Regions from separate parts of the Homo sapiens genome. Here region 2 is linked to region 1. Evidence: chromatin loops called from intact Hi-C (ENCODE). Cell type or tissue: ascending aorta. All regions are shown on one strand. Each heading gives the region's core, and the rest is flanking DNA. Links, peaks and the distances in the headings are about the cores only.

The links. Hi-C counts contacts between places; a loop is a spot of excess contacts. Peaks named below come from ENCODE experiments on the same cell type or tissue, not always from the same donor. Only the 100,000 strongest peaks of a DNase experiment are listed, where the experiment ranks them.
Region 2: it touches region 1 in a loop (3-fold over the local background); 3 of 110 quality-filtered maps call a loop at or near these places.

What each region holds. Positions count from the first base shown.
Region 1 is chr3:99,017,252-99,030,448 of GRCh38, forward strand. No RefSeq gene overlaps it. Among named protein-coding and RNA genes, the nearest start is that of LINC00973, 110 kb to the left of the region's middle. In ascending aorta, for the core only: a CTCF peak has its summit at 6,511 (motif pointing right); no DNase peak of the experiment used is centred there.
Region 2 is chr3:99,248,140-99,261,336 of GRCh38, forward strand. No RefSeq gene overlaps it. Among named protein-coding and RNA genes, the nearest start is that of LINC00973, 340 kb to the left of the region's middle. In ascending aorta, for the core only: no CTCF peak of the experiment used is centred there; no DNase peak of the experiment used is centred there; H3K27ac peaks cover 5,751 bases.

The DNA.
Region 1 (13,197 bases), core at 3,276-11,275:
ATTTGTACTTCCCTTTTTTGACAATGAGAAAACTGGCTCCCTCTTCAAAGTGTGTGTGTGTGTGTGTGTGTGTGTGTGTGTATGTGAAATCTCCTAGGTGTCCAATCTCTCATTGGCACTGTCACCAATGATGCCCCGTCTAGATATGCTTGGCTTCCTCACCCTTGTGCTGGGCTCACCTATATGCTGGGCTCTGATATCCCCTGTTCTGCATGGACACCCTTCTCTCTCTGCCCAAGCTTTACACACCATGCTGAAGGACCCCAGCCTGGAAACCCTCCTCATCCTGCTTGATGATAACCTGAGCTAGGCTGTCTTTCAGCCAAGATGACCTTCTCACCTTACTTGTGCTCTGACACCTCATTCTGGGTCAGTCCTCACATGGACACCCTTGTCACCTCTCTCAAGCTCTGATATTCTGCACAAACAGCCCCTTTAATCCCAACTTGGAACCTGAGCCCCTAGGTCAGCCTGGTTCCCTGCACCTACACAGATGCTTTTTTAATCCTGCTTGGGATCTCATAGCTCCTAATGGGCTGACACCCTGCATGGATGCCCTTTTTGCACACTCAGGTCCACTTTGCTCCCCACTCTCTGGCATGGACACCTACCTTGCTCAGTTCATCAAATATCCTTGGACTCATTATTTTCAGAAAGGGTAAGGAAGAAGATAGAGGCAAAAAAGATTTTTGAAGAAACTTCAAATGGAATAAAGAGGGCTTGATCAGGAGAGACTTTGTTTAAATCAAGGTTTATTATCTTTCTCCCCAGACTAACACTTTCTTCTTTTTCTATCTGTTGTAGCATTCTCATAATCTTAAACTCTGGTGAAAACAGAAAATTATTGTCAGTGAACATCTACTAAATACAGGTTAGAAAATAATTTTTGTGAGAAGTTTTCCAAGCCATGGGAGTTTCTTCCTTATCCTAAGTACCTTGAAATAATTTTCTTTCTTTGGAGTTGTAAAGGCTTGGGATCATATAATGAAAAAGAAACACTTCTTACTAAAATGTCGTAAGAATGCCAACTTCTCCTGTGTCTTTGGCCCCTGGGGTGGGAAGGCAACTTTTCATGTTGAACAAGGATTATATCCTGGCATCACAAATCTGTTTAAACCTTGGAAATCAAACGTACTGATTCCTCTTCCAAAAACTGTCATTAATTCATTGTTTCGTTAGACAGGTCCTGGACTTTGGTTTCTCTTCTGGTAAAGTGAGAACAGTGTCTCCCATTAGCCAAAATAAGCAGAGGTCAGTGAAATAACAATGTAACACCAAGACATGGTGCACTTCTCAGGTGAAAACTTTTATGTAAGTACCAAGTATTGATTTATTTCTAAAATACCATTATCTTTATTAGAAACACTCCAGAGGGCAAAATACTTTCATTGTTTTGGAAATTAAACAAAAGTACAAGCAAATATTGGCTTAAAATGTAACTAACTGGACCATTTTAAAGATAATAATTCATATCACTGACATTCAAAATAAAACAATCATGTAAAATGAATTTTTTGGTTGTTTGTGATGGGAAAGTACAGAGGCTGGCTTTTTGGTCATGGAGTTTAATAAAGTTAATAGAAATTTGTGGATGTTTGGAGAAAGACAGATTGACCAAATTACCCCTGGAATACTTTTATTGTATTTTATCCCATCTATTTTATTCTCTCTTTCATAAAAGAAAATATCAGAGCTTTTAAACTTTGAGTTTACGACCCTTAGATTTTATTATAAACTATCAGTTCTGCCCTTAACAAGCCCCTTGGTCCAATTTCCTCTATATTTTATTGACTAAATGACTTTGGCTGAATTACATTCAGATAAAGTTGTCAATTGTTGTAGTTGGCCTGAGAGGCCAAATGATCAAATTGAAAGCATAAGGTGTCCCAAGTACTGGGTTCATACACAAGGTCTGTGGAATTTTAGTTATTTTCCTCTTTAGGCCTCAGTTTCACTTGTCAAAGGATAAATATGTCAAAATTTATTCATCTCAGGTTGCCTTGTGTGACACTAAATAAATGCAAAAACAAGTTTTGAAATTCTAGAATGCTATGTGGTGGAAGACACTAATCTTTATATTCAGTTTGATATATATTTATATTCTAACATAATCTCCATTTGTTCAGTGAATTTATCTTTACTCCAACATTGATTGTACTTTCCAACTACTTTTCTCTATGCAGTGGAACCACTATTCCTCTAATCACATAGGCTGGAGATTTTATAGAACCATTCTAATTTTCTGTTAATTTTTTCTGATTTCTCCAATTTTTTATCAGGCTTCATTATTTCTTCCTCCATGTTACAGCTCAGCTTTACTGTTTCACTCAATTGTCATTGCTATCAATCTATATTGAACTTGTCTTCTTTAGTAATAAGTCAGGAGACAGTGTAGCAGGAAGCATGTTCAGCATTTTTCCACTTGGGAGCCTTACCTCACAGAAAAGCGCTTAAACACAAAAGAGGCTTTGGCCACATTTTAGCTAAAACTCCTCAGCAGAAAGCAGAATTGGCTTTTATGCCTCATATGCCAAATTCTGTTTTGGTAGAGGTACTTTGAAGGTACCTAAACTTGCACAAAAGGAGAGCATGATATCAAGACGATAGAGGCTACAGACTATACAGAAGAAATATGGGAAAGGAATTGTAATTATAGGTGGGGAAAAGGTTCTCCAAAGAACTGAGATTGTCCTGCTCATGAACAGAGCATAAGATTAGAGTGAGTGATATTTGGAAATCTGGCGTAGGAAACAGTCAGCACCTAGGAAACTCGTTATCAGAAAGCAGAGCCTCAGCCTGTAGGTGGGAACGTAGATCTTTGGAGAGACTGTTAAGAGCCAGTACTGTCACTAGACAAAGGCAAGGAACTGACTGTACAAGAGTTTACAAGGTATTCAGATCCAGCTAATTAGAGATGGGAATCTGGTAGTTGAGCCAAATAAGAAAATAAGTAAGGAGGAAAATAAGTAAGCATCTTAAATGCAAAGTGAATGATGTTCACCTCTACAAATTTGGGTCAAAGCTCATCAAATCCTTTTTATCTGAAGTCAAATTTGTCCTAGGGATTGAGGTGTTGCTGAAGCTAATTCAGCTATGGAGAAAGGAGTCCTCAAGAGGCTTGGAATGAGGCAAGGTTGGCTGACAGTTGCATTGTCAGGAAAAGAAAACTGGCTTTAAAATCAAGACACATGGACCCTAGGCCATTCTCTTACTACCTTGTGACTATGAGCAAGTTACTGACATTTTTTAGCATTAGTTTTGTCATCTATGAAGTGGTGATAATATTGTCTGTGTAATAAGAATATTGTAAGGTTTAAATAAAATGATAGAGTTTTGGGGACTACAATGGGCAATATATTCATTGATATTCTGATTTAAAAAATGACATTTCTACTACGTTCATGAGTAAAGCAAAGAGATTTATAAAACTTTTGAAATTATATGCAAGCCTGGCTGGAGTGCAGTGGCGTGATCCTGGCTCACTGCAACCTTGGCCTCCTGGGTTCAAGTGATTCTCTTGCCTCAGCCTCCCAAGTAGCTGGGATTACAGGCGTGCACCACCATGCCCAACTAATTTTGTATTTTTAGTAGAGATGGGGTTTCACCATGTTAACCAGGCCAGTCTCAAACTCCTGACCTCAGGTGATCTGCTTGCCTTGGCCTCCCAAAGTGCTGGGATTACGGGCGTGAACCACCACGCCTGGCCAGGAGTCACATTCTTAAACAAAATTAGTGTTGTTAATTGTTTTTGGAGCAAATGTGAATAAATCATCTTTTTGTTCAACAAATATTTCTTGAGTATCTATTACATGCCAGGCACTGCTTTAAGTCTTGGCCATGGAGCTAACATTCCGGTTGGGAGAGATGGGCTCCAATGAACATAATGTAATACATTAAAATGAGTTAACTGTTAAGAAAAAAATAAAGCAAGAGAAGTAGAGGGTTGCAATTTTATTTTGTTGAATTGTCTATCTGTATTCCTTTGGATCTCACTGAGTTTCCTTAAAGTTATTATTTTGAACTACTTTTCTGGCATTTTGTATGTTTCTTTATCATTGGGGCCTATTACTGGAGAATTACTGTGTTCTTTTGGAGGCATCATGTTTCCTGGCTTTTTCATGTTTATATGTTTCTAGTTTGATTTCAATGCATCTGGTGAAATAGTCACCTCTTCCAATTTTATGGAGTAGGTTTTGTAGAGAAACATTTATTCATATGAATGGGACTTGGGGGTGTCAGTTAGATGGGGTGCATTGCCTCTGGTTCTAGGTAGATGCAATAGTGTAGTCTCTACCTAAGTTTTTCAGCCATAAGTCACACTAATGACATATGGGAGTTTCTCAGTGGCTTGGGCTGCAAGGGCTTGTGGCAGCAGGCATGTGGCTCTGCTGATGATGGACTCGCCAGGTTTCTTAGGACAGGTGCACATGGTGGGTCAGCTGACTTGGGGTTTGGATCTCTGGGGTTGTGGTCCTGGGGTTATTTCTCTGGCCAGGAGCATGGATGCACAGTTGCTCAGCTGGCCTGGGGGTGTTTCAGTTGTGAGTGGCCTGTGAGGTTGTTTCTTAGACCTGGGATGGGGTGCAAGGTTGCAGATTGCAATTTTAAGTGGAGTAGTTAGGGTAGACTTCATTGGAAAGGAGATACTTTAAACAAGGATTTGTGGAAGTGAGTGAGTAAGCTGTGTGAATACTTGAGGGAAGAGTGATTCAGGCAGAGGGAATAGCCAACGCAAAGGCCTTTAGAGCAGTGTATTCGTCAGGGTGTTCTAGAGGGACAGAACTAATAGGATAGGTGTATATATGAAGGGGAGCTTATAAAGGAGTATTGACACATGTTCACAAAGTGAAGTCCCACAATACGCCATCTGCAAGCTGAGGAGCAAGGAAGCCAGCCTGAGTCCAAAAACCTCAAATGTAGGGAGGCTGATAGTGCAGCCTTCAGTCTGCAGCCAAAGGCCTGAGAGCCCTTGGCACTGGTATAGGCCCAAGAGCCCAAAAGCTGAAGATGTTGGAGTCCGATGTTTGAGGGCAGGAAGCATCCAGCATGGGAGAAAGATGGAGACAAGAAGACTCAGCAAGTCAACTCTTTCCACCCTTTTATGCCTGCTTTATTCTAGCTGTGCTGGCAGCTGATTAGATGGTACCCACCCAGACCGAGGATGGCTCTGCCTCTCCCAGTCCAGTGACTCAGATGTTAATCTCCTTTGGCAATACCCTAATAGACACACACAGGATCAACACTTTGCATCCTTCAATCCAATCAAGTTGACACTCAATATTAACCATCACAAGAAGGTATAAGAAAACTATAGCCTGTGGGCTATATCTGGCCTGTCAACTGTTTTTATCAGTAAAGGTTTATTGTCACACAGCTATGCACATTTGTTTCCCTTTGTGTATGGCTTCTTTTATGCTAAATCAGCAGAGTTGAATAGTTGCAATAGAAACATATTCACAATAGCCAAGATGTGGAAACAACCTAAGTGTCTGTCATGGATCAATGGATAAAAACAACTGTGGTATATATATATATAATGGAATATTATTCAACCTCAAAAAAAACGAGATCCTGCCATCTGTGACCACATGGATGAACCAGGAGGACATTATGCTAAGTGAAATAAGACACGAACAGAAAGACAAATACTACATGATTTCACTTACATGTGGAATCTAAAAAAAAATCAAATTCTTAGAAGCAGAGAGTAGATGATAGTTACCAGGGGCAGGAGTGGGGTGGGGCTGTGTGTTGTTGGGGAGGTGGGGAAATGAGACGACATCGGTTAAAAGGTACAATGTTTCAGTTATGTAGGATGAATAAATTCTAGAGATCCAATGTACAGCATTGGGACTATAGTTAATAATACTGTACTGTATACTTGAAATTTACTAAGAGAGTAGATCTTCAGTGTTCTCACCACAAATGCAGAAAGGTAAATAGGTGGAGATGGATATGTTAATTAGCTTGACAGTAGTAATTAGTGCACTAAGTATATGTATATCAAAACACCATGTTGTACACCTTAAATATATACAGTTTTTATTAAGTAAAATAAAGATGCTTAACTTTCCAAAATGAAAGGATAAAAGGGAAAGGAGAAAGAAGCTTATGGCCTTCAAGGCCTAAAGTATTTACTATCTGAAAAACATTAAAAAATATTTGCCAACTGCTGCTCTAGAGGCCAGTGCTGGAGTGGAATGAAAAAAATAACAAATTCCTACTTTTACTAATTTGTGAGGAAATAACTTTTTTAAAAAAATTATTTATTAATTGGTTCTTATGATGATGAAAGCTTTTCAGCTTATTCAGACTATATCTAGAAAATTACATTATTAATACACAGGTTCATTCTTTAAACAGACAAAATAAGACATTCAACTGTTTTTAATCATCTTTATTTTTTCTAATAGTGACAATTATGCTTTTTTTTTTTTTTACGTTTTGGTTATTAACAAAAGTTTTTCGCATTCAAAGAACATTAAAAAACAAATGGTGAACAGAGTGTGATACCAGACTATGTCCAACAGGTGGCTGTATTTCTCAAAGTTTCAAAACCAGCCCAATTGCCTGTTGCATGCAAATTTCCATCTCAGTTTTCAGCTACCACACATTAATTCTGTGATTCCAGGATAATTAATTCTATAACAGAGGATTAAACAGTGGGGGTGGAAAGTGATAAGTAATCACATAACCAGAGATTATTTTATTGACTTTATTCAGATCAGTACTTCTATTCCTCATTCAACAGATTCAAAATCAATATTTGACCATGTCTTCAGCCTGGTTAGGCCCTCTGTGGTGCCCTCTCAAATTAAATAGGAAGTATATAGTAGAGGTGAGAATTTGTAGTTAAAGATATAGAATAGAGTCCTGTATGTGCCATGTGGTAGCTGAGTGAATTAGGAAGTTATTTGGCCCCTTGCTATGATTTAATCAGTAAAAAGAACTGAATAAGAATTCCTACTGTATCACAAGAGGTTTTCTATAGGATTTTGGGAAAACTCTTTATATCAACATGTTTTATACTAAATATTATTATTTCTATTCACTATCCTTTCTTTCTCTCTCAAATGCTTTTCACATTCTGTTCTACCAGAAATATCAATGGATAGATCTCATCTCACTAACTTTGAATGATCTCTAGATGATTGCATTGGCTTAATTGTTTAAAAGATTTGAAGGCATTCTTATTTCCTGAGCCCTGGCATCTGGACATTTGAAGCCATATCATACCAAATTATTTTCCAAGTATTTTCTCCTGAATATTTCTGTACTTCTGTTTGTCTGCTACAATGTTATTGGCCAACAAGGAATCTGGTTTTACTTAAAATTACTATTTACATTTTTTTGTTCAGGTTAGTGTGTCTTTGTCAGATATTCTCTTTTTAATCCTCATAAAATTATGCTATCCTTAGTCCATTATTTTAATATTGAAAGTTAATGTGCAGAAAATTGAATTCAGCAATTTGTATACTATATATAAGACACTGTGCTAAAAGTTTTAGTATCTACAATTCTAACCTCAGGAAGATTACAACCAAATGTGAAATACAATGAGAAGAGACAAGCCTCTAAGCTACAAGTCAGAAAAATCTACGATTTTCTACTCACTTTGTTACCAGATATCTACTTCTCATATCACTCTCTCTCTGCAGAAAAATTAAGGAGCAGTTAGTGGACTTGAAAAATGTTGGCAGGCTCTCTGTCTACCTCAGATACACACCTGTGCTTCTGGATTTGCCATATCAAGTTGTTTCATTTGACCTGGTCTTTACATGACCCTATAGTCATCAGGATAACAACAGATGTTTAAGGTATCTGTGTGGCTATGTGATAATCCTAGTTCTGTTTTGTCCCCTTTTGTTTTATTTTTATTTGTAATTGATAAATAATCATATATATTTATGGGGTACAATGTGATATTTGGATATATGTGTACATTGTGCAATGATTGTATTAAGCTAATTCACGTGTCCATTTTTTTGGACATTTAAAACCTATTTTTAAAAGTCATTTTGAAATATACAATACATTATTATTAACTGTGGTTATCATGCTGTACAATAGGTCCTAAAACTTATTTCTCCTTACTAAAATTTTGCACCCTTTGACTAACACTTAATCATTCCCCTCCCCTTCCATCACCCCATATCCAGCCTTTGATACCCACCATTTTACTCTCTAGTTTTATAAATTTGGTCTCTTTAGAGTCCACATATAAATTAAACCATGTGTATTTGTCTTTCTGTATCAGGCTTATTTCACATAGCATAATGTCCTCTGGGTTTATCCATGTTGTAGCAAATGACAGGATTTCCTCCATTTTTTAAGGCTGAATGGCATATCATTGTGTATGTATACCATATTTTCTTCACACATTCATCAATTGATGGAGACTTAGACTGATTGCATGTTTTGGCTATTATGAATAATACTGCAATAAACTTGTGAGTGCAGATATCACTTCAACATACTGATTTCAATTCATTGGAATATGTACCCAGAAGTGGGATTCCTCGATAATATGGCAGTTCTATTTTTAGTTTGTTGAGGAGACTTTATGTTGTTTTTCATAATGGCTGTACTAATTTAAAATCCCACCAGCAATGCACCAGAGTTCCTTTTTCTTCCTTGTCTTTTTGATAATAGCCATTCTAACAGGTGTAAGATCTGACAAACCTAATTCTAAATGCCCTTCTAAATCTAGGAAAGCATGTATGGGAGATAGTAATAATGTCTTCTAAGTCAGTCAAATGCTTTATAATTTAGTCAGTTGAGCTCATATTTTGGTATTGTAGGGAGGACATGAGAAGCAGAGCAGGGCAATGTTGGTAAGAAAATATTTGCACTCTATTTGATCCTTTCTTGTAAAACACCATCCATTGCCTAACATTAGATCTTTGCTACTCAACACATCATTAGCACTTTTCCTACAATTGTTGAGGTAATATATCTTTGTTTGAAATGATAAGTTTTCTGTACCCTATTGGAGGCACAGCAAAGATGCAAGTTTTTATTCATACATCTTTCAAAGCACTGGAAATAACCAATTAAAAATTATCGTATGTTGCTAGAAGTGCCAGTTCGAAAGTGGTGGTGTAGAAACAAGCTGGCTCCATTTTCCCCCAGAGAAAACCAAAAACAAATATGCAGCACAGAGATTATCACCAGCAATAGACCAGAACTCAAATATGAGGATAAGACAGTTCCTATGGCCACAGATAAGTGAAAAAACTCTGAGCAGGTGGTGAGAGAATTGAACTTCCATATCTGCAATGCCCCTCTTCCCCAGTCTGTCCAGCACCAAGTGTATGGAAAATTACCCCCCAACTTATGGTTTCTATACTGGAAAAAGTGAGACTGAGGTGAACAATTAGCTTCCCCACCATTTGGGATTCCATGTAGGAGACTTGTCCCTGGCTCAAATCGTGGGAAGCATCAGGAGTGCTGGAAGGGAAAAATATCTCTGAGGAGAGCCAAAGACAAAGAAGGGGAGGTGGGACTACCATTGCCAGCCCTGGAAATTCTGATTTGTAACTCAGCCAAAAAAGGTGCCAAATCAGACTGGCTGTTCAGCAGAACTGTCCTGTAGGAGATTTGTTCCACGGGTACACTGAACATGAACTCCTAGCCACCTTCCCTTGAATTAGGGAGGTCCCAAAGGTGATACAGGGAAATCCCCTTTGGGACCTCTCTAATGCAAGACGGTGGCACTCTGTTTCCTAGAACCAAGGCAAACCTGGGCTTAGGGTGTCATCTCATACCAAAAAGGAAGGAGGGACCTAGTGGACATATTTTAAAAACCTAAATAAGCCAAACAGAGAATATTGGAATAGATAACTAATCTTTCAATGCAAAGACACAAATGTATACCCACAAGAAACAACAGCAAACAGGGAACCATGATCTTCCCAAATGGACAAAGCAAAGAATCAGTGACTAACCCTAACAAGATGGTGATATGTTAACTCTCTGACCAAGAATTCAAAATAGGAGTTTTAAGGAAACTAAGTGATTTCCAAAATAACAGAAAAACAATTCAGAAATTTATTAGAGAAATTTAACAGAGATTGAAATAATACAAGAAAATCGAATAGAAATCTTAGAACTGAGAAATACATTTGCTGAACTGAAAAATTCACTAGACTGTCAAGAGTAAAATGGCTCAAACAGAGGAAAGAATCAATGACCTTGAAAATAAGCTATTAGAAAATACACAGTCATAGGAGAAAGATAGAAAAAAATGAAAAGGAATGCAGATCACTTACACAATATAAAAATTATCCCAAAAGACAAACATCTAAGAATTATTGGTGTTCAAGAGGAAGTTGAGAAAGAGCAAATTGTAGAAAGCTTACTCAAAAAAATGAGAAAAAATATTACCAAACCCTGAGAATGAGATAATTCAGGTATAGGAAGGTCAGAGAATATCAAACATATCTGATCAAATAAGACCACCCAAAGGCATATAATAGATTCTCAAAGGTCAAGAATGAAGAAAGTATCCTAAAAGCAGCAAGATAAAAAGAAGAAAATAACATATAAAGGAGCTTCAATTCATCTGGCAACAGACTCCTTAACAGAAACCATGTAAGCCAGAAGAAAGTGGTCTGACATTTTCAAAGTGCTGAAAGAAAATAACTGTCATCCAATAATACTATATCCAGCAAAGCTATTCTATAAATATGGAGTACTTTATTTCTCAGAGAAACAACAACTGAGAGAATTCATCACCACCAGACCTGTCCTACAACAAACACTGCAATATAATAATAGAAGGGGACTTTAACACCTCACTCTCAGTAATTGACAGTTATGTATAACTAATATAACAAATTTCAGTAACTTCATCTAAAGAAAAAAGTGTGCATAGAGAAAACATTTAAAGGTGTAAAAGTTACTGGTAAAATTAAGTACACAGAAAACGCGGAATACACTAATACTATAATTGTGGTTTGCAATCTATTTATAACTTTAGAATAAAACCCAAATGAAAAATTTATCAAAAACAATAATATTTACAATAACCTGCTAAAAGATAGGCAATATAAAAATATGTAAATGGGGGTAACTAAAAGTCAAAACATGGGGTGATAAAATTAATGTGTAGAGGTTAAAGATTTTTTCTTGGTTTGTTTGTCCCTATTTTTTTTCTGTGTGATCAAAGATAAGTTCTCATCTCTTTGAAATAATGTGTTATCAATAGCAAAGACTTGGAACCAACCCAAATGTCCAACAATGATAGACTGGATTAAGAAAATGTGGCACATATACACCATGGAATACTATGCAGCCATAAAAAATGATGAGTTCATGTCCTTTGTAGGGACATGGATGAAGCTGGAAACCATCATTCTCAGCAAACTCTCGCAAGGACAAAAAACCAAACACCGCATGTTCTCACTCATAGGTGGGAATTGAACAATGAAAACACATGGACACAGGAAGGGGAACATCACACACCCGAGCCTGTTGTGGGGTGGGGGAGGGGGGAGGGATAGCATTAAGAGATATACCTAATGTTAAATGATGAGTTAATGGATGCAGCACACCAACATGGCACATGTATACATATGTAACTAACCTGCATGTTGTGCACATGTACCCTAAAACTTAAAAAGTATAATTAAAAAAATAAAATAAAATAATGTATTATATCTATATTTTTTACCTCATGGTAACCACAATGAGAAAACCTATAACAGATTCACTGAAAATAAGAAGCAATAAATTAAAACATACTGTCAGAGAACATAACCACAATAAATGACAATAAGAAATAAAGGAAGAGGGGACTTACAAAACAACCAGGAAACAAGAAAAAAAATAGCAGTAGTTAGTCCTTACTTGCCAATAATAACAGTGGATGTAAACGGACTCAATTCTTCAATTAAAAGACAAAGATTGGCTGAATGAATAAAGAAACAACACCCAACTATACGCTACAGGAGACCCACTCTACCTACAAAAAAACAATAGACTGAAAGTGATGGGATGCAACTGGAAATCAAAAAAAGAACACGAGTAGCGTACTTATATCAAATAAAACTGTCTACAAATTAAAGATTGTAAAAACTAAAGAAGGTCACTATACAATGATTAAAAAGGTCAAATCAACAAGACAATATAGCATTTTAATGTACGAATGGCCTCAACACTGGAGCTCCCAAGCATATAAAGCAAACAGTAGCAAATTTAGCACCCAGCTCTCAGTAACAGGTCATTCAGAAATAAAATCAATGAAGAAACAATACAGTTAAACTACGCAATAGACCAAATGGGCCTAACTGACACATAGAGAACATTTCACCTAACTATTGCGGAATACACATTTTATTCATCAACACATGGAACATTCTCCAGGATAGACAATATCTTAGGTAACAAAATAAGTCTCAACAAATTCAAAAAAGTAGAGGTCATGTTATCTTTTCTGACTACAATGGGATAAAACTAGAAATCAATAAGAAGAGGAAACTTGAAAAATACACGAGCACATATAAATTAAACAATATGCTCCTGAATGACCCAATGTGTCCGTGAATAAATTAAGAGGGAAATTTGAAAAGCTTCTTTAAATAATTAAAAAAGGAAATTTAACATACAAAAAAAATCCATACAATACAATAAAGGCAGCATTAAGAGGAAATTATTTAGCAATAAATGCCTATACCAAAAAAGTAGAAAGACTTCAAATAAACAACCTTATGATGTACCTCTAATAATTAGAAAATTTAAAAAATCAAAAAAATACAGAAGATCAATGAAATAAAAATTTGGGTTTTTGAAAAGATAGCGAAAATCAACAAACCTTTAGCTAGACTAACAAATAAAAGAGAGAACACCCAAATAAATAAAACCAGATCCATAAAAGAGACATAACAATTGAGACTACAGAAATATAGAGAATTATGAGATACTATTATATATAATTATATACTAACAAATAAAAAAATCCGGAAGAAATGGATAAAATTTCTGGACACACACAATTTACCAAAATTGAATGATAAAGAAACAGAAAACCCAAACAAACTAATAGTGTGTAATGAGATCAAAGCCGTAATAAAAAGTTTCCCTTCAAAGAAAAGCCCAGGACCTGATTGTTTCACTGAAGAATTCTACCAAACATTTAAGGAAGAACTAATACCAATTCTCTTCAAACTCTTCAAAAAAATTGAAGAGGAGGGAATA
Region 2 (13,197 bases), core at 1,883-9,882, 230 kb after region 1:
CCATCCATATTACGTGGACTTATCTTCAGGCCAATTTTCTCAATGCAGCAAGACAGCTGCACAATTCTGGGTCTCATATTCAAATATGACAGCATCCAGCAGAAAATGAAGCCATTTATTTGTGTGCTTTCAAGAATAAGAAATCTTTCTCAGAAACCTACCAGTAGCATTCTGCCTGTTTCATTGACTGTAATTACATTGCATGCCCTGCATAATTCACTCACAGGAAATGAGTAAGATTACCATGGTTGCTTAGACAAATTAGAATTTACACTTGACATGGAAATAGGCTCTCCTCCCTGAAAGGATGTACCTATTGTATCTCAAGAAAACTGGAGCTCTGTTAACAAGGAATGGAGAGCAAATAGTTAATGGGCAGACAGCTACCAACTCTAGTTTAACCTGGAATAAGAATAATACAATATATAGAAGAACATTTACAGTTTTGTGTCCTTGTAGACATTTTTAAAGCACTGAAAACAATAATGAAATTGTGTAAAGATACAAACACACATAATGAGTGGTCAAAACCAAAGGCAGACACTTTACATAGCGGCTATTGGGCTGCCCCATTGAACAACTGGGGTCTACAGTGCACAGCTTGCCTCTCTTAGCATTGTGTTTGACTCAGTGGCCTTCTGGTTTTCTTTAGGGAGAGAGGAAAGGGAATAAGATGTGGAGAGATGCATCAGCAATAGCTACACATTTTATTTATTTTAATAAAGAAGCAAATATAGCAATTGCTAACATTTGTTAACTCTGGGAGGCAAATGAAATCCATCATTTTTAGACATAAAATAGTTTTAGAGCTGAAGCTCAGGGTACACTTTGTTGTGTTCAAATTCCTGAGTGTTGATTATCTGGCTTCTTGAAAAAAGGAAAACAGTATTTCACAGTACAAATTTGGTACATTTTAACTCAAAACAAGTATATTTGCTTTGGCAAAACTGTGCGAGATTTATGAATGATGATTAAAATGATCAAAATGTTACCATTTCATTGTTACAATTCCAAAAAAGTCATTCCCCAACATGAATTCCCAGACAAATGTGAATGTAGCTTTTGGCTATTTTTTTAAATTGCAAGTTTGTTTTGGTTTATTCATTCATGTAAATCACTAGGGAACAGGTAAGCTTCTGTTTCCTTCCTAAACTAACCCCTGTTTATGTACACACCCTAAAAGGTCAAATGTAGGCAGGAACCACTGCTTAAGCCCTGGGAAATATATTCTAGGTGATCATAAACATAACCACATTTTTTCTTTGTTTTTTTTCCTAATCATTTGTATTTATTAGAGTATGTTTCGACTTCTCGTGAAGTTGTCAGGAAAGTCACAATTTTTAGTTCCCTTCCATCCTCACCCTTACAGAATAAGGAGCTTCTACACAAATTAGGAGAAACAGGGGTTCACCTAGCCTCTTGCCCATGAACCTCAGAGATCTTTCTTTTTGCTAGGTAGGGACAAAGAAGAAAAATATGTTTTATTTCGGCCATTAAAACTTCACATGTTTGGAAAATGGCTCATGCTTTAATAAGGGACTTCCCGCTGATTATTTTCTGTCATCAATATTCAGAAAACCCAACCAAAAATATTTCTGCGGATCCGCAAATAGACTGGTAAGTCCTCATTTTACATTCCTGAGCAACAGCGTCTAGGTGCCCCTTAACCATTGGAAACAGTGTGGTCAGAGAGAGTTGGCACAGGTCTCAGAGCTGTGGCCTCCCTTGGGCTTCTCATTTTCTACTGGCTCACCAACCTATTGGCCAGAAGTAGATCCTGCATTGGATGCTGTATTGGGAGTCCAGGTGGTCTGAAGGGAGAGGGGTTTCTTATTCCTCTCACCGTCTCCATTTCCACTTCTCAAAGATTCAGGAGGGGCTATTTCTGGACACTTCATCCAAAGCTATAGGTAGACAAAACCTGATCATAAAAAGTGCTGTTACTGTCACTAATGTCTAAATATCAGATTAAAGGAAAAGACAGTCCTGAATCATAGCATAGCTTTGCATCAATTGGTCTTACTAAAAAATGAATGGATATCCTTTGTTGCTTGTGCTCCATGTACTTACAATATTGTGAATATTATTTGCACTTACAACAATATTGTGAATATTATTTCTGCTTGCCAGTTAAAACTTAACTTCCTCTTTCTGAAACAGTTTATGAATGTTATATTATAGATTTGCATCATTAACCTTTAGACAGGACTGCAGTTTAGTGGTTTTAAAGAGCAATTTAATGGTGGGTGTAGCTTGAATGATGCAGGAGAATGGTATTAGAGGTTGTTCTGGAGACAAGTATAATTGCGCTATTTTTCACTTAATTCAAAAGGCATCTGAGCAGAGAAATTCTACTGTTGACTCACCTTAAGTGAACCGCTCAGCCACTGTCTCAGTTTTCGCTGTAGTCAGCACAAGATTTTTATGCCTACCTGTCACACCAGCATTTTAGACGGTACCAATGGCAGTGTTTCCCTGACTGGGTTGAATCTGATCAATTTCCAGCCAGAATTAGTTCAGATTTTTATGAAAAAGAAGTATTACATGTGATTTAAATATAATTTTTTACTTATAGGAACACCTAGGATTAGTATTCCTTAGATTTTTGTATACAGCCTTCCTCCTAAAAGTTCAAAGCACTTTTATATATAAAATTTCATTTATTTTCACCCAACTCCTGTAATGTAAGTCAAGGTCAGGTTTTAATTATTCTTTGCATTCCATGAAGATGATATGCTATTATTTTATTGCAAGTGAAGATTTCAAAGATACTGTCTCAAAGTAAAATAAAAAAAAATCAGTTTCTTTTTCTGAATACATGCATTGCCATCAAGCTTTGGCAGGCCTGCACTTGACCTTTTGTACTTTCTATTATCTAAATACTTATTTGGCTTTAGGAAACCAGCCATGTGTGTCTGGAATTATTACTAAATGTAGCCCTCAGATTGCAATACCATTTTACAACTTTAAGAAAAGGGTAAAATTGGCAATATTGCGGTTTTGAAAAATCTCTTCTGAGTGAAGGCATGGACCACTATCTACTTCAACTTCCACTGGGTGCTTTTGCCTAAAGCACTGTCAGGCTACAGCCTTACACTAATAATATGACTAACTGTAGCCTGTAGGACCAAATATTCCAGGTTACAATCTTATCAGAGGAAGACAGAAACTGCAGAGAGGAGATGAAGGTCACCCCCACACCCCAATTCTATTGCCCTATTTTTTTGGGATTTAAAGACAGACAGAGGAACCCCTCCATCTCATGGTTGGATCTCAGATATATCTGCCTTTGTCATAGGTTTCCAGCTGGAGAAGTGGTTTCCAAGTGGAGAAGCCTAAATTTCTAGCAGTTCTCAAAGGCAAAAATAAAAATCCAGATATGTTCATTACTTTTATCTAGCTATTCTACAATGTATACATATATGAAAATGCTGTGATGTACACCACAAATATATATGATTTTTATTTGGCAATTAAAAGATGAAATCAATCAATTAGCTAAAAAAGCATCATCTGTGCAAAAATATATAAACATCAATAGTTAATTCTAATAAATTTTGAAGTCTCACATTAATCAGTTATATTCACATCCTTGTTTTAGTTGCAAGAATATCAACATAGTATGGTAACACAGTAATCTTATGCTGAAGAACAACTTCAACTGGCTATTTGTGATTTTGAAAAAAAACAGCAATTTAATTTTTAGTTAATATATGTGGTGATCTTGGTGGAACACAGAAATTGTTTCAAATCTGAAGCCTGTGGGAGAAACTATGGTGGTGGGAACATTGGCTACTTCTGTCATCAGTTTGAGGTCACCATCATCAAGTGTGCAAAGCCCTCCACTTTATAGTTCTCACCTTATTTGGCTTGACTCCTCACACAGACACCTGAAGATCCTAGAACTTCTGACTGCTAAGTATTAAGAGCCCAATAAATGTCCATTAAAAGAAACAGCTAGAAACAGACGGGTTCCACTTCTTAAGAGTCCCACTTACTCATTCAACAGATATATGGAAAGTGACCAATTTGAGCTCTGTGCTGGGTGCTTGGTATACAAAATGTTCCCCTTTGTATGAAAAAGATGCCACTAATTGCCTTCATGGACATTGCAGTCTGGTAGGAGTGACAGATGTGTATTAAATAATGACATAAGGAGGAGAAAAATTATAATTGTGGTAAATGTTGTCAAGCAGAAGTGCAAGAAAACTACATCGGGATTTGACCTAATCAGAGATTAGGAAAAAGTTTTCCCAGGGAAGATAAACCTGAGCTGAAGCTAGTGGTTGAGTTGCAGTTGACTAGTCAGGGTTATAGGGAAGAGCATTCTAGCCAAAAGGAACCAGATATATAAATATTCTGTGTCAGGAGGAAGTCTGGTAAGTAGTAGGGCCTGAAAGAAGATCAGTTTGGTGGTGAGACTGGCTAGAACGTGGAAAAGTCTGTGAGAAGTGATGAATTAAGAGTCCCTCCATGGAAGACCCCTTAGGAAGTTTGCCCTAGCTTAAAATGGAAAAACATTTAAGAATGATGAAAAATATGTATTACATGATCAAACTTGTATGCTCTTTGTTTTTTAAAGAATCACTTTGGCTGCAAGGTGGAGAACAGAGTGGAAGTAGGGAAGAGAGACCAATTAGAATTCTACTGCTAAAGTCCAGAGCATGGTGCCTGGACTCCTGTAGAAATGGTAAAAACAGAAGCAGATGAAATAAGGAGACATTTGGGAATCACCTTTGAACTCTCTGGTAGCCGCATATGTCCATCCTTGTATGCATTCACATGTCTCCCAGGTCAAGAAATATTCCTTGGTTCCCCCAGACTCCACCAGAGGAACCCCTCAGTCTCATGGTTGGATCTCAGCCTTACTAGATGTATCTACCTTTGTCATAGGTTTATGCATTATAGTCCCTGTTGTGGGCTGTTTTCTTAGCTCTTTATTATTATTATTATTATTTTATTTATTTATTTATTTTGAGACAGAGTCTCGCTCTTGTCGCCCAGGCTGGAGTGCAGTGGCACGATGTCGGCTCACTACAACCTCTACCTCCTGGGTTCAAGCGATTCTCCTGCCTCAGCCTCCTGAGTAGAAAGGATGACAGGCGGCTGCCACCATGCCCAGCTAATTTTTGTATTTTTAGTAGAGACGGGGTTTCACCATGTTGGCCAGGCTGGTCTCAAACTCCTGACCTCAGGTGATCCACCCACATCGGCCTCCCAAAGTGCTGGGATTGCAGGCGTGAGCCACCTTGCCCAGCCAGCTCTTTATTATTGAGTCAGCCTGGGCATGATGAGTAATAACCAGGGGTAATATCCACATCCATAGCAGGCGTTTGTCTAGACAGGGTTAGCCTCATCAAATTTAAATGCTCCACCTTGGCCACCTGACCACCAGGATTTCTTAAAGATGCTATGTTTTATGCCTTAACTCCAGGAAACACTGTTGTTTGGAGAAAAAAATGGGTACAGTCATGAGTTCGGTCCCACCAAATATAAAATGCTACATTCTTCTATGATATGACAGGGCTCCCTGATTTAGTACTCAGAGAACAGGGATAGGAAAGCCAACCCTAACATCTAGGCTACAGAGCCTGTCAGGATGTCTAAGCTCTTCCAGCTGCTTCCAGTAGGGCCACTATGTGGGTGATACTAACTGAGGTTGTGCAATGAGTGACCTTCATCCCTGTTTTGATTTATGTATTATGTGCAATGAGTATTTAGTATTTATGGCATAAATAAATAAATAAAAAATAAGTATCCACTCTGCTTACCCATTCAGAGTTAAAAAGCAAATGAGGTTTAACAAAGAATATGTTCCAAAATTTAGCCAAAAATTCAGTGAGAGAAGAAGGGAAGAAATCTGGTTGAAAGTAGAACCATGACAGGACCAGAAATAAACTGAAAAAAGAAAGAGGTTTTGCTGAGGAGGTAGCATGGGAAGAATGAGTTGATTCTTATTCTGGCAGGAGAGAGAAAAAGCTGGAATTGGTGTTTAATCTGATGGAAACAGTGTGACTATGCATGCCCCAGCTGGGCTTATTCCATATCCTCAGGCTGCTGTGACTGCCCCAACTTTCTTGAAGTTTGAGCTTCTGCATTGAAAATCAGTCTAGACGTTTTATTCTCAGACTTTCCAGAGGAAACTCAGATGGTAACCCTACCAGCGTGTCAAATTGAGAACCTACATTGTTCTCACCTCATGAAAGCCATTTAGGCAATGTCCAAGACAGTTTAAAGGAATGAGGGAACTATTTCTACTTCGTAAGAAAGTAAATGCTTCCTTGAAATTCATTATGTGAACTGCTAAAAAGAAAAAAATAAAGAATGTAAACTTTTCAGCTGCTTGTTTAAATGCTAGTATAAAAACCTATATGCTTTGTCCTTTCTGGGCATATTTACATATTTTCATATTTACCCAAATTCTTGAATTTGAGAGAAAAACATGGAGAGGTAATAAACAGAGTGGAGGACTCGGAATGAAGATAATCAGGTTAAAGCTTTAATTCCAGTGATGTGATCTGGGACAAGCTACTTAACCTCTCTGGGTGCTCATTTCTTCACTGAAAAAAGTAACAGTGTTGTATATAGGATCTAGAACTTTCTATGTAGAATACTCATTGAATCCATTTAGGATCAATAGCACCAAGTTACCTTTTTTAATATAATAGACCTCATAATGAATATTAAGCATTTTGAAATTGAGAAGCACAATATTAAATGATCAGTTTGGATTTTGTGTTATCACAAGAAGTGCTGTAACCCAACAAGTAAATTACTTTCAACCAAATATATACATTTTTATCTAGAGAGATAATGCAAAACAAATACTTGATATATTTATTTCTCTGGGAAATTTATTAAAAATATTCCTAATTTTCTTACTTTGAAATAATGAAAGATCTCAAGATAAGCAATGTGTATTATATATATATTTTTTCCAGACTTTTCCTTTATATGCATAGAAGTTATGAGGAGCCTTTATGAAAATCTTAGAATTTGTACTTTTTAGCTGGGATGAAGAGCATAAGGCATTTGGGAGATAATTCTTTTCATACCATCATACAATATTTAGAGAGCATCGTGCTGCATACTTGGTTGAGGGTGGTAAGAAACATAGGCCTGGACTCGGCTGCAGTGAAGTTTACTGCACAATTATTTCTATTCTCTAAAAACTCTAACACATACAACATAAACTATAGAGATATTAGGAAAATTTCTCTCTGTTTCATCTTACTCCAAAAGAGCTTATGAAACAGCACAATAAAAATTAAAGTATAGTCATCACAATGTAGAATAAATTATGCTCTTATGTGGTCTCACAGCTTAGAGGAGAGGCCATGGAAATATAAGGATTCCCAGAAGCCCCCATCCCCGTCCCCAATTAAAACATATGGCTTTTCTAAAAGTAAGCAGCACAAATCATTTGTTTTTATCTGAGAATCTACAATACAAATTGTGTTGTAGGCCCAACAATGCACAGCTTATTCCAGTGCCATCCCTATACAAAGAGAATTGGCTAGGAGGGAGTTCCAAAGTGTATTGCTAATGGTACCATAATCCAAAATCATTAGCATTAGATCTCCATTTAATTATTTTGTTATATAATTAATTAGTTAATCTCATACTTCAAATGAGCTTTGCCTGTCCTTCCTTCTTTCCCTACTGCATAGAGCTGCCTCATTTAGCAAAAAACAAAAACAAAGCAAAACAAAAAAATTAAAGGATTTGCAATTAAATTTGAATTTCAGAAAACTGACAAATAATATTTTAGTATAAGTGTATCCCATGCAATATTTTGACAAACTTATATAAAAATTTTAATATAACTAGGCATCCTTTATTATGCTTAGCAACTCTACTATCACGGATCACCTACCTTGGTTTGCATGAGAAATATTCCACCTATATATTTTTATTACATACAAGAACATCAACGTGAAAGCTGGAGAAATTTTGTGACTGAAATTCTTCAGGCATAACAACCAAATCTGAGTAAATTATCTCTTTAGGTAGGGAAATAACTGACTACGTAATTTCTAAGGATCCCATTCAATCTTATATGTTTACGTTCCTAAGTCTTATGATGATCAAATAATAGGCCGACCAAAGCTTCGTGAAGGCAGGGACATTGTGCATCTTGTTCAATTTTGAATTCACAGTGCTGGAACCTTACCTAATAGAGGTAACGACCATAGAAGGCACTTAGTAAATACAAGTTAAATAAGTAAATAAGAAAAAAAAAACATGTGGAATCTATTTAAGACAGAAATGACAAAAATAAAGGAAAAACTAGAGAAGGTTGTTTTCAACTATAGGCCCAGAGGTGTAAGGCCCTACAGACACTTCACACCTATGTTTTTACATACATGGCTGAAGCTGCATCCTAAGGTAATACATGTGGATTTTTAGAAGGATTAAAACTCTTTGAAAAGTTTGGCCCAAACAAACAGGATATTATTTCTAGGTCTCATGTAGGGCTCCCAAAGGATAATATTTTTACTCCTAGCCTAAATCCTTTTATGGTTTCTCTCTGTCACCTGGATATTGTCTTAATGCACAGTTTGATGCTTTTTCGGGTACTTTGATAGTTAAAGTGGGGTTACAAAGTAGAATCTGTTTATGACTATGGAAAGTCACTTTGACCTCAAGAAATATAAATGTAACAATCGAGAGAGAACAAAACAATTTATATTTAACTGGAGTTTACACAGCTATAGGGGAAATTAGAAGTTTCTTTCAGACTTTCCTTTTTTAATGATTACCAAGAGGAAAAGGCTCCTAATATTCCAATCATGCTTCTGTTTTCAACCTCTTCTACAAGAGTCAAAAATAGAAAGAGAGGAATTCTAGGAATTCCCACATGGTCCTTTCAGGAGTGATTTATGTTTCAAAGAGAAGGTTACCTTTTTTTTTTTTTTTTCTGTTACCCAAGGTAAGATTGCTTTCAGCTTTAAATTAGGTTGCTGATTTCTACAATAAATTTTTACCTCTGTTTCTCTCACGCGTGTATGTTTTGGAAGGGGGATGGGGGCAGTGAAAGTGAGATTTGCATGTGTCCAACATAAAGCATACATCTTTTAACATACTTTTTCCACTGCCACTATCTGAAGCATTTAATAAATATTGAGCAATCAAAAATAATGATAATGAAGTGTCTAAATGATTCAAATTCATAGAAACAGAAAGCAGAATTGTGGTTGCCCAGGGTGGAGGAAAGGTTGAAATAGGAATTGTTATTTTATGAGTAGAGAGTTCCCATTTTCCAAGATAGAAAAAAATTCTGGCGCTCCGTGCCCAACAATATGAATACACACAACACTACTGAACCATGTAGCAGACAGAATGAGAAGAAAAATTAATTATTATGAATAAATCATAAAATTCTTGGCCGGGCGCGGTGGCTCACGCCTGTAATCCTAGCACATTGGGAGGCCGAGGCGGGTGGATCACGAGGTCAGGAGATGGAGACCATCCTGGCTAACATGGTGAAACCCCGTCTCTACTAGAAATACAAAAAATTAGCCAGGTGTGGTGGCGGGCGCCTGTAGTCCCAGCTACTCGGGAGGCTGAGGCAGGAGAATGGAGTGAACCAGGGAGGCGGAGCTTGCAGTGAGCACGATGGCGCCACTGCACTCCAGCCTGGGCGACAGAGCGAGACTCTGCCTCAAAAAAAAAAAAAAAATTCTTCATTTACATTTTTCTATGCAATGTAGGTTCTTATGTGGAAATATAAGGATATTTATTCATTCAGACATTTGCTAAGCCTCTGTTATGTAAAAAGTAGAGTCTTTATTCTCAAATAGTTTTCAATGGAGTAGGAAAGATAAAACACACCAATAACTTTGTTCAAAACTTTCTACATGGAAAATTAGCAGGGCGTGGTGGCAGGCACCTGTAGTCCCACCTACTTGGGGGGCTGAGGCAGGAGAATGGCGTGAACCCAGGAGACGGAGCTTGCAGTGAGCCGAGATCGTGCCACTGCACTCCAGCCTGGGCGACAGAGCGAGACTCCGTCTCAAAAAACAAACAAACAAACCAAACAAACAAACAAAAAACTTTCTACATGGAAAGTAGTATTGTTGTGAGAGTTAAATGAGGATGTGTGTGAGTGTGTCTATGTGTCTGTTCATGGCTTACCACATGCCTGGCATACTGAAAACCCTTGTTTAATATTAACAATTATTATAATCATCTATTTACTCTAATATTAGATTGTCATCACAGCCCTAGTGTTACTGTTGACGGTAGTTGTCCAGTTGCCCAACTACCAGTTGAGGGTAGTTGTCCAGACTCTTGGCATTTTGAACAAAGAATTGGACAAAATGCAAAAGAAAGCAAGGGCAGGTTCTTGGTGGTTTGAACAAAGAACTGGATGAAACACACAAACAAAGCAAGGCAGCAAAAGCAGAATCTTGTTTTAAGTGAAAGTACACTCCACAGGGTGGGAGCAGGCTTGAGCAAGTGGCCAAACAACACTGGTTACAGCATTTTTCGGGCTTCGAATATCCACCTAGGAAACCTAAACCTAGAGGTTTCCCATTGGCCCACAGCCAGGCTAATTTATTGCAGGAGGGAACCAACCAGAATGAAGAGTAGGCCTGCAACCAAACTGATTGGTTGTGGGAAGGGACCAATCAGAGGTACTTTCATTTCATTGCCGCCCAGAAAAAGGAGGGATTAAAAGGTGAGTAGCTGCTGATATCCAATTAGCATGAATCAGCCTTAGGTTCTCTGCCTCCAGACCCTATTTTCCTGCTTCATTTCCTCACTAAGAGAAATAATCCCCATAAATCTTTGTGGGAGGCAGAGGGACTGATGGGAAGAAGAGGGACTACTTCGTACTGACATGGGGCACAGTCCCTACCTATTGGGGAGCACGGAACTTATCCTGCTCTTTCAAGTGGAGACAAGGCAGATTCTTGATGGCTGGGGGTGTTGTCTTCATTTGGAACTGGCTGGAAACCTAGTCAGTTGATCATCTGAACCTTGATAGTCTCTAGGTGAGAGGAAGTGAATTTTATAAAAAGATTTAATGAGGACTTCACGGGGTGGATACCTATGCTGTAAGGAATGTTTGTTATAGGAATGAATTAAAACATTCTGCTTAATTACTACAAAGGAAGTGATTTGAATCGATCTAAAGAAGGCAATTAAACTGCAAAAAATATAAAAGCATGGCTACTATTATCCAGCCTACAGTAACTATGCAACAAAAACACCAAGGAAAGTTGGCAGGCATTTATTTATCTTCTGGCTGTCTTCTAAAAGGTACTTCAGGTCTTCTACAGGTTCACAGGTGTGGTGGCTTATGGGAACTTCCAGGTTCCAGGTCTGAGACTTCAGGTATAGCAGACTTGATCCTTGAAAGATGTATTCAACTATCTAATCCCAGTGCTTTCACTGCAGAAGTCATGGCCAGTACCACTGAAAATTGTCCCTTCCATTTGGGTTGCAGTTGTTGAGCAGGTGATCCCTCCTTCCATGTTTTAACAAGTACCATATCTCGTGGCCTGATTTGGGGTTGGTGGTTAGTTTCCTTTTTCATTCCTCCAAGGAGCCTCAAGAAATTTAGCCCACTTGTTCATTTCCATGGATCTGTTATAGTCCCGATTAGGATCAGTAGTGGAGACTATGTCTCAGCCCAGGAGGTTACCCTGAGGGTTTCAGACATAAGTCTTCCACTTCCCGGTGGGCAGTCTCAATGATTCATTCCTTTTAAAGGGGGGGTGCAACAGGTTGCTAGAATGAATTGAACATCTCTCCATGAGGGATCAAAGGCTAAGGTCAAGTTTGGAGCCCATCTGTGAATTTCCTGGGATTCTTGGAATAGTTTCCTAGCTTTTCCTTACATTGCTGTATATAAGTTATAGAGAAAGGGACCTGCACTAGGACTGGCCCTTCAGCTCCTGCTACTTCCCTAAGGGGTAGCAGGGCTGGAGGGAGAGTTAAATATGGTGTTTCTCTCTGAGTGTGAGGGGGACTTAGTAGGGTCTCCAGTGTTTAAGTTGTAGCCTCAAGTGCACTTGGCAAGGGGCTATATGGAAGAGGTTGCTGTTCATCCTGAGAGACAGGTAGCCCTTGAAAAGGGTCATGTGTAATATCTAGTTCTGCCTTTGGACTTTCTTTTGGGGCAATTATTAGGTTTTGTTATAGGGCCATGGAGGCTGTACATATGGGATTTCTGACCATTTGCCCTACCACTTACAAAATAGGTCAAATTGCAGGATTGTCACAATAAAGGCTACCATTCACCAGCCATTGTTCTGGGCTGGGCAGCTCATAATGGTGCCAAACAGCATTGTGGAACATAATCATATGTTTTTATATTAGGTTTCTGTAGAGGGACTGAACTAATAGAATATATATATAATAGAATATGTATGAATATATATATGTATATATATATCCCATTAGTTCTGAGTCATTTGTAATCCTGCCTGGATTGGACCATAGTAGTTTCCCATTGACCTTAATCACAGGGCATGGGCATGGTAATACTAAGAGACACCCTAATGGTCTCCTGTATTCCATGCATACTCTTCCTTACCTCCATTCTGGAGTGGTAGACTGATTTCATCTTGATAGTTCAGGTCAATCACTCCAGCCAACACTGTAAGTCCCTTCTTAGCCTGTTGACTTAAAGGTAGGAGGAGCCCAAAGTGACCAGGTGGCAATCTTAACTTCAAGTTTAATGGAGTTGTTGTGTCTCCTGATGGCAGCGTTCCTCCCTCTGGAACTAAGACCTCTACGCCAGCAAAACTAATGTCGTGGGATCAGGAAGCAAAAATTTTGCTAGTGGATCACTAGGGGTGATGGTGAATGGTGTCACTTCCACTTCCACCCCTTGATTTCTGGACTTGTGAATCCTGGCCATGGGACAAAAAGTATCATGTATTGGACACTAATTCACAGCATACGCAGTCTTCTGGAGAACTCTATCCCAGCCCTGCAAATGTTGTCACTTCATTGGCATTGTAATTGTGACTTCAAAAGGCCTTTCCACTGTTCTATCAATCCACCTTCTTCAGGATGATGGGGAACATGGTATGACCAGTGAATCCCATGAGCATGAACCCACTGCCACACTTCTTTAGCTATAAAATGAGTGCCTTGGTCAGAGGCAATAGTGTGTGGAATAACATGATGGTGGATAAGGCATTCCCTGAGTCCACGGATGGTAGCCTTGACAGAAGCATT